Linked DNA regions of Mus musculus: all the other regions are linked to region 1. The links are chromatin loops, found by intact Hi-C in ENCODE. Cell type or tissue: heart. All regions are shown on one strand.

The links. Peaks named below come from ENCODE experiments on the same cell type or tissue, not always from the same donor. Only the 100,000 strongest peaks of a DNase experiment are listed, where the experiment ranks them.
Region 2: it touches region 1 in a loop (2.8-fold over the local background); 11 of 42 quality-filtered maps call a loop at or near these places.
Region 3: it touches region 1 in a loop (4-fold over the local background); 12 of 42 quality-filtered maps call a loop at or near these places.

What each region holds. Positions count from the first base shown.
Region 1 is chr13:64,160,352-64,162,851 of GRCm38, forward strand. It overlaps Habp4 (hyaluronic acid binding protein 4), which reads left to right and starts at 1,515. Exons shown (of 8, transcript NM_019986.3): 1 at 1,515-1,983. The coding sequence starts at 1,635. In heart, no CTCF peak of the experiment used is centred here; DNase peaks (open chromatin) are centred at 1,460 and 2,190; H3K4me3 peaks cover 1,732 bases; H3K27ac peaks cover 1,574 bases.
Region 2 is chr13:64,314,662-64,317,161 of GRCm38, forward strand. It overlaps Gm31128 (a long non-coding RNA gene), which reads right to left. Exons shown (of 3, transcript XR_382570.2): 3 at 1,889-1,994. Among named protein-coding and RNA genes, the nearest start is that of Prxl2c, 3.2 kb to the left of the region's middle. In heart, a CTCF peak has its summit at 1,000 (motif pointing right); no DNase peak of the experiment used is centred here.
Region 3 is chr13:64,305,361-64,307,860 of GRCm38, forward strand. All of the region lies in intron 4 of Prxl2c (peroxiredoxin like 2C), which reads right to left. Among named protein-coding and RNA genes, the nearest start is that of Prxl2c, 6.1 kb to the right of the region's middle. In heart, a CTCF peak has its summit at 975 (motif pointing left); no DNase peak of the experiment used is centred here.

The sequences.
Region 1 (2,500 bases):
TCACCATGTCTTCTTGCCAAGGTGGACTAAATTCCTCTGATACTGGGCACCAGATAAATCTTTGCCTCGTAAGTTGTTGATGACGGGATCCTAAGTTTGATAAAGTGCAATTTTGCTTGTGCCTTTGATGTCATATTTGCAAAATTATGGTATTGTGGGTGCAGCAATGCGAAGGTAACTAAAACTATCCCTATCCCTGACATCATCTAAGCTTTCTTCACACAATGGTCCAAGGTTCACCTGTTTTGTAGTGTGTGCTAACACTTGTTCTTTTTCTGCCCTCCCCCCACCCCATCCTAGCTTCTGTTGTAGCACATCTTATTCATCCATCACCCAGTTAATGGGCATTTGGACTGCTTCTTCCTCCCGGCTATTGTGAATAGCACCTCTGAGAATAATACGAGTTTTCATCTGAATACCTATTTCCAATTTTGGCTAGAAAAATACAGGCTCTAATCTTTAATTCAAAGAAAGAAGTGGCCACCTATCTTAAAATCTCTAGCCATCTGACAATTTACTGAGAACCCCTGAGGTCCCTGAATGGCAAGCCCAGGAAATTACAATTTGAGACAAAAATCACTTTTGATTTCTTTGCACAGAGAAGTTGGACAACAGTAAAACTCAGACCTTTTTTAACACCTGTATTTAATTATTCCTTTCACATGTTCTATGAAGTAAAACATATGTTCTATGAAGTAAAACTGCTTGTGATAGGGAGGGAACCAGCAGGCAGGGATGGCATCATGGAGAAGGGCAATGTGGAGACAGTTTTGAACAAAGTGTAATGACATAAACATGTATATATACACACACATATAAACACACAAACATACCATAAGAACCATTACTTTGAATGCTAACTTACAAAATTAATTTTCAGGAGAGTGATGGCTCAGAGAGCAAAGGCACTCGCCAGCAAGCATGACATCTAATTTGGAGTTTCATTCCCCAGAAGCCAGGCCTTAACTGAATGTCTCAAAAGAAAAACAACCGCTATCTAAACCTCACCCTGTCCGCTCCCGCACTCATCACAACATCACAGTGGGTCTGGGGTTGTTTCTTTGCACTTGAATGGGTTGTTTTGGTCTCTTGTTCCTGTCACACCTCTTGAAACGCAAGTCTCTCCAGGCTTCTTGAATGGGTCAGCACCCAGCTGAGGACGCTGCCTCTCCTCTAGGCACTTTCCCTCAGTTTACAGCTCTCCCCCAGACACGCAAGCCCTTAAAGGCTCTTGACTAGGTCATTTTGGTGAAGTGTGGCGGTGTGCAACCAGGCTCCCCACTGGCGCACACCGGCGAGAGAAGGCTTGCAGCCTCCCTGAGTTTCTGGTGGTAGCTCCGCCCAAGCCCCATACCACCACGCCCACAGGCTATAGAGTGGGAGGGGATAAAGTGGGGCGTGACGTCACAGACACCGGTCTCCCATTGGGTCTTCGTGCGCCCCGGGGCCGAAGGGCGTGTCCACCAGCGCTCATTGGCTGGGGCGCGCAGGCCGGGAGGAGCCGACCGCGGGGCCGAGAGTGCGGCGGCGGCGGCGGCGGCGGCGGCAGCAGCAGCAGCAGCATGGGTCCTCGCCCGCGGCTTCGCTGAACCTCACTGGCCTGGGCTGCCCGCGGCGCCCGCAGCGGCGGCGTCATGAAGGGGGCCCTGGGGAGCCCTGTAGCCGCCGCGGGCGCCGCGATGCAGGAGACGTTCGGCTGCGTCGTGGCCAACCGCTTCCATCAGCTGCTGGACGACGAGTCGGACCCGTTCGACATCCTGCGGGAGGCCGAGCACCGGCGCCAGCAGCAGCTGCAGCGCAAGCGTCGCGATGAGGCGGCGGCGGCGGCCAGCGGGGCCGGGCACCGTGGCGGCAGGAGCCCGGCTGTGGCCTCAGGACACAGGCCTGGCGCAGGCGGCCGCAGGGAGTCGCAGAAGGAGCGCAAGAGCCTCGCGGCGTCCGGCGCACAGCAGCCAGACAGCCCTGGGGGCCCGCAGCCGCCAGGTACGCCGTGGGCACCGAGGTCACCCCTGCAGCCGCTAGCTCCAGTCGCGGGGACCGATCCCGGACGCGTGGGCGGATCAGAGCTGGGAGTCCTTATGGGCGCAGGACCCGGGGTCATCCTTTCAGGGGCCACCCTTGAAGATAATAATCCTCTCGGGGTCACGTTTCCAGGGATCACTCTAGGGAGCCACTTTTGAGGGATCATGACCCTCCAGGGCCATCCTCCTGGGTGGTCATTTTCCCTGGTCACCCTATCTCAGTGGAAGGGTCAGGGTTTCACTCTCGGTGGGCTCATCCCAGATGGGGGACAGTGAGCAGAGCCGTGAATCTTGGTGGACAGAGGGCCTTTGGTCATTCTCCCTGGGTCCCAATCCACGAGGGGTTGGGAATCACCCTCTCTCCGGGGCTGGGGGTCGTCCCTATCCATCCGTTACGGGTGGGCCGAGCTGGAGGTTCTTGATGGGCAAAAAGGCATAGTATGACTCTTCCGGGGTCACCCTCCTGACATTCCTGGTTT
Region 2 (2,500 bases), 150 kb after region 1:
TAGTAGAAACTGTCTGGACTCTGGGTGCTGTCCTTGTTGCACTAACTCTGAAGGAGACATTGACCTGTGTGTTGTTCTCTATAACCCCAAATCATGAAGTCTTCCCAAAGATAGCTGACATGTTAGGACAAAACAAAATCACAACTTACTGTTCAGAAGTCAGATAAAATATTATATGGGTTTATGTGAATTAATCCAGCATGGTGGAAAATGTGATGGATCAGAATTTGTTGGGGGTGTTTTCATGCACTGTGTATTCATGTGCACTTGATTCATGTGCACTGTGATTCATGTGCATTGTACTCATGTGCACTGTGTATTCATGTGCTGATTTCTGTACCCAGAGATCTGACTGCAGTCTAGACTTTGGAATGACTCAGTATTTTGTAAAACATTGTTCTCTATCAACTCCTGATTGGTTAAATAAAGAGCTGACTAGCCTATAGCTGGGAAGGAGAGAGAGAGGATAAGGTGGGATTTCTGTGCCTGGACAAAGAGAGAGAGGGGGTCTCAGGTAGAAGGTGGAGAGTTCTATCAGGACATGAATGAAGACAGAGAATTGGAGTAAGATGGCAGGTAACAGGCTATGTGGCTCAGAAGTAGGTCAGGCCAGCATAGTCAGGTTAGAATAGCTTGAAATCTGCCCAAGTTAGTGCCTGAAGATTTTCCTAAATATGCCACGTCTCTGTGTCATTACTCCAAACAAAGGAGGGCATAAAAAACTGTACTTTTGCAAGAATTCTTGTTCTGTTTCACATACCAGAGTGGCTCACTTAATGAAAAGATAGCAGTCAACATGGTATGAAGAACCAGCTTTTTACACACAACTGCCAGGTGCAATATTTTACAAAGAGGCTGGCGAGATGTCTGAGCTGATAAAGACCCAAATGGGAGGAGAAAACCAACTTCCAGAAGTTGTCCTCTGACCTTTACACATGTGTGTGAGAATAGAATGTTTTACAGAGAACTTTGTTGGTGTTACTAGAGATAAGGCCACTAGAGGGCACTGTTTACATATAAGTGGAAAACTTATAACCGCACATTTATTTGTTTGGTTACATTTTGGTGGGACCAGGGTAGCTCCTCTACTGCTTTGCACCCATTCAAACGAGTTCCTTTCTACATTTCTGGTATCCAGATAGGCCAGAGATCCCTAGAATTTATGGACTCTAGTCTTGTCACCCCTGACATCATTTCCTGTTTTCCTTGAAGCTGACCTCTGACCATACTGAAATCCTGCACTTGCCTAATTTCACCTGCTTGCTCCTCCTCAGAGCCTTTGACACATGGCCTCTCTTCTGGGAAGGTACTGACCAGGTGCTGATGTCATTCTCCTTAAGTCTTGGTTCAGTTATTCCTCAGTGAATAACTGTATAATTTACTAATGCATTTCTTTCTTTCTTCCTTCCTTTCTTTCTTTCTTTCTTCTTCCTTTCTTCCTTCTTTCTTTCTTCCTTTCTTTCTTTCTTTCTTTCTTTCTTTCTTTCTTTCTTTCTTTCTTTCTTTCTTTCTTTCTTTCTTTCTTTCTTTCTTTCTTTCTTTCTTTCTTTCTTTCTTTCTCTCTCTCTCTCTCTTTTTTCTAGACAGGGTTTCTCTGTATAGCCCTGGCTGTCCTGGAACTCACCCTGTAGACCAGGCTCGCCTCCAACTCAGAAATTCACCTGCCTCTGCCTCCCAAGTACTGGGATTAAAGGCGTGTGCCACCACTGCCCAACTGCATTTCACTTTTTAAAAATTTTTTAAATATTCATTTTATTTATATGAGTACACTCTAGCTATCTTCAGACACACCAGAAGAGGGTATCCAATCCCATTACAAATGGTTGTGAGCCACCATGTGGTTGCTAGGAATTGAACTCAGGACCTCTGGAAGAGTCAGTCAGTGCTCTTTACCACTGAGCCATCTCTTCAGCTCTTACCATTTCTGTCTCCGGTAAAATATGACACCTTTCTGAGGGGATCTATTTCAGTCACTGCTCTGCCTTCCACTGCACCTAAAATACAAGTTGGTACATAATGGGCATCACTGGGCTCTTGTTAAACAAATGGCAAGACAAACCAATACCACATTCCACCCTTTCCACTTAGGAATCGAGGTTAGAGATTGTGTTGGGACAATGAATCACAAGGGACAAAGTGATCTACAGAACAGACTTGATATCCATGTTTTACTTTATTTGCTATGTGTGTGCACATGTGAAGTCAATCCTGGGTGTTATTTCCCAGGAGTGATCTACCTTGTTTTTCGAAACAAGGTTTCTCTCTCTCTCTCTCTTTCTGAGATCTGGAACTCACCAGGAAGGCTACATTGGCCAGCTAGCAAGCCCCAAGCACTGAGATTATATGTACCTATCTTCTTAGGAAGGTTCTAGGGATTAAACTCGAGTCTTCATGCTAGTATGGCAAGCTCTTTATCAACTGAACTATCTCCCAAACTCCTGAAAGAAAATTTTATAAAGAATATATTCTCAGGGCTGAGAGATGCCTCAGTGGTTAAGAG
Region 3 (2,500 bases), 150 kb after region 1:
GAAGAGAGAAAGAGAGAGACATGCATAGCGGGATGCAATGGCAGGGAAGTAGAGGTAGGTTAGAAGCTAGCTGAGAGACTGCCTTGTACTATACAGATGTCTCCCCATCTTTATAATTAAACCTCAAGCGGGCCCCCAGAAAGCTCTGCAATAGAGTTCTCATATCTAGTATTTGGAAAGCAACTTCAGTCTACAAAAGACAGGTTAACTCAGCTGGGCTTAGTGCTGTGAGCACTCAGGAGGCAGATGTGGCAGGACCACAAGTTCAAGTCCAGACTGGAGCTACATACACAGTGAGACCCAATATCAAAATAAATAAAAATATTGCTAATGCTTGTTTTTTTTCTTTTTTATTTTTTTTCCATTTTTTATTAGGTATTTAGCTCATTTACATTTCCAATGCTATACCAAAAGTCCCCCATACCCACCCACCCCCACTCCCCTGCCCACCCACTCCCCCTTTTTGGCCCTGGCGTTCCCCTGTACTGGGGCATATAAAGTTTGCGTGTCCAATGGGCCTCTCTTTCCAGTGATGGCCGACTAGGCCATCTTTTGATACATATGCAGCTAGAGTCAAGAGCTCCGGGGTACTGGTTAGTTCATAATGTTGTTCCACCTATAGGGTTGCAGATCCCTTTAGCTCCTTGGGTTCTTTCTCTAGCTCCTCCATTGGGAGTTGCTAATGCTTGTTAAGGTCTACTAAGCACACTGAAGTTATAGCAAGAGTAGGGAATGTGGGCAATGCAACGTTGAATAACATAGAACTCTATAACTCGTGGTCCAGTGGGCATACAGTGAGCTGCAAGGGATCATTACAGTACAGGAAGAGAAGCCTCGCTCTCTGCTTCAACTGTTACTGGGAAGCTGACTGGCACTGAGTCACAAAAGCATGTAAACTCACCATGTTTTTATATTAATCATGGAAGTAAGATGCCCTGATGAAAGGTTGGCTAGGGTGCCACCTGGTGGCAGACAGCTTGCCTAGCATATACAAGGCTTCTCTGGTCCTCTCAAAATGCCAATTTTCTCACTTCAACTTTGAGGTGAATACTGTAATATCTTCTAGAACCTTTTCCCTTAAATATAAAAATAAATACTAGAAGTCTTTGTGGAAATTGTTTTTGTTTTCACAAAAAACAGGACTAAAGAGAACACTTTTCTCCTGGCTGCTTGTTCATCCAATGCCCCCCTCCCCGCCCCCACGTTATTTGCTGTGGGTTATAAGGAACTTCCTAAAGAATCGGAGCTTAACAGGAAGACCAGAACCCCCAGAGCTCTCTGGGACTAAAACACCAATCAAAGAAAACATATGGTGGGATTTGTGTCTCTAGCTGCTGCATATGTAGCAGAGGATGGCCTAGTCGGCCATCAGTGGGAGGAGAGGCCCTTGGTCTTGTGACGATCATATGCCCCGGTACAGGGGAATGCCAGGGCCAGGAAGCGGGAGTGGGTGGGTTGGGGAGCAGGGGGAGGGGGGATTTTCAGAGAGGAAACTAGGAAAGGGGATAGCATTTGAAATGAAATAAAGAAAAAAACAAAACAACAACAAAAACCCAGGAAGACCAGAATGCCAGGAGAAACACACAAACTGTGGAAGCCTGGCTCCTGAGGCATAAAGGAGAACAGGACTTAAGTGGGAACAGGGCTACTGACCATTAGTGTCACACTCTGACAAAGAATCTGGCTACACTATGCCCACCTCCTGGAGAAAAAAAAAAAAAAAAAAAAAAAAAAAAGCAAGGTTGAACTCAAAGGTAATGGACTAGGTTGTCAGGCCGAAGCCGTCTCACAACAGGTAACACAGGTAACGTTAGTACAAGCTGTGCATGGTTACAATTCACTCTTCCCCATCAGCCGTGCAGTCAGAGGGAGGGCAGAGACATGACATAGCAAAAAAGAGGGTGTGAGCAAATTCTACAGACAAGTCCTGTGCAGAGAAGGACGATGTGACTGCTAAGGAGGTGAGGTGCTTGGAGGACAGGACCCCAAGACTGGAGGCTCGGGCTTAAGGAGATATAAGTCCACCTGAAGAAGAGCCCGCGCTGACAGTACTACTGAGGGGTTCTCTGCCCTAAAAGAACGGCTTAGGGACCTGGTTCAACCACTGAGGCTCAGGTCATCATCACTACTGTAGAAGGGAGTCAGCCTGCAATGTGAACTGGCAGAGAACTGGGCAGCACTGACTGTGGCGGTTGTAAACATGAGAAATGCAGAAGTTATGGGACCGTGACAGCTTGCACCAATGTCCCACAGAGCTGCTGGGGCCAGGCCATGTGTAGCAGTGTCACATTCCTGCAAGTGGCTTGAAAGGCCACCCCATAGAGCTGTGAAGGTAAAGCTTACGATGTTGCAATGGGGATCCCAGGATACTACAGACGCCAGGACTGTGGGACATCTGCTAAAGAAAGCCTCCCACATAGAGTGGAGCCAGCTCAGCAGAAGGGCAACACATGCTGCAGACAGCAGAAATGGATGGGTGGGGCTGTCTAGGCTTATTGGA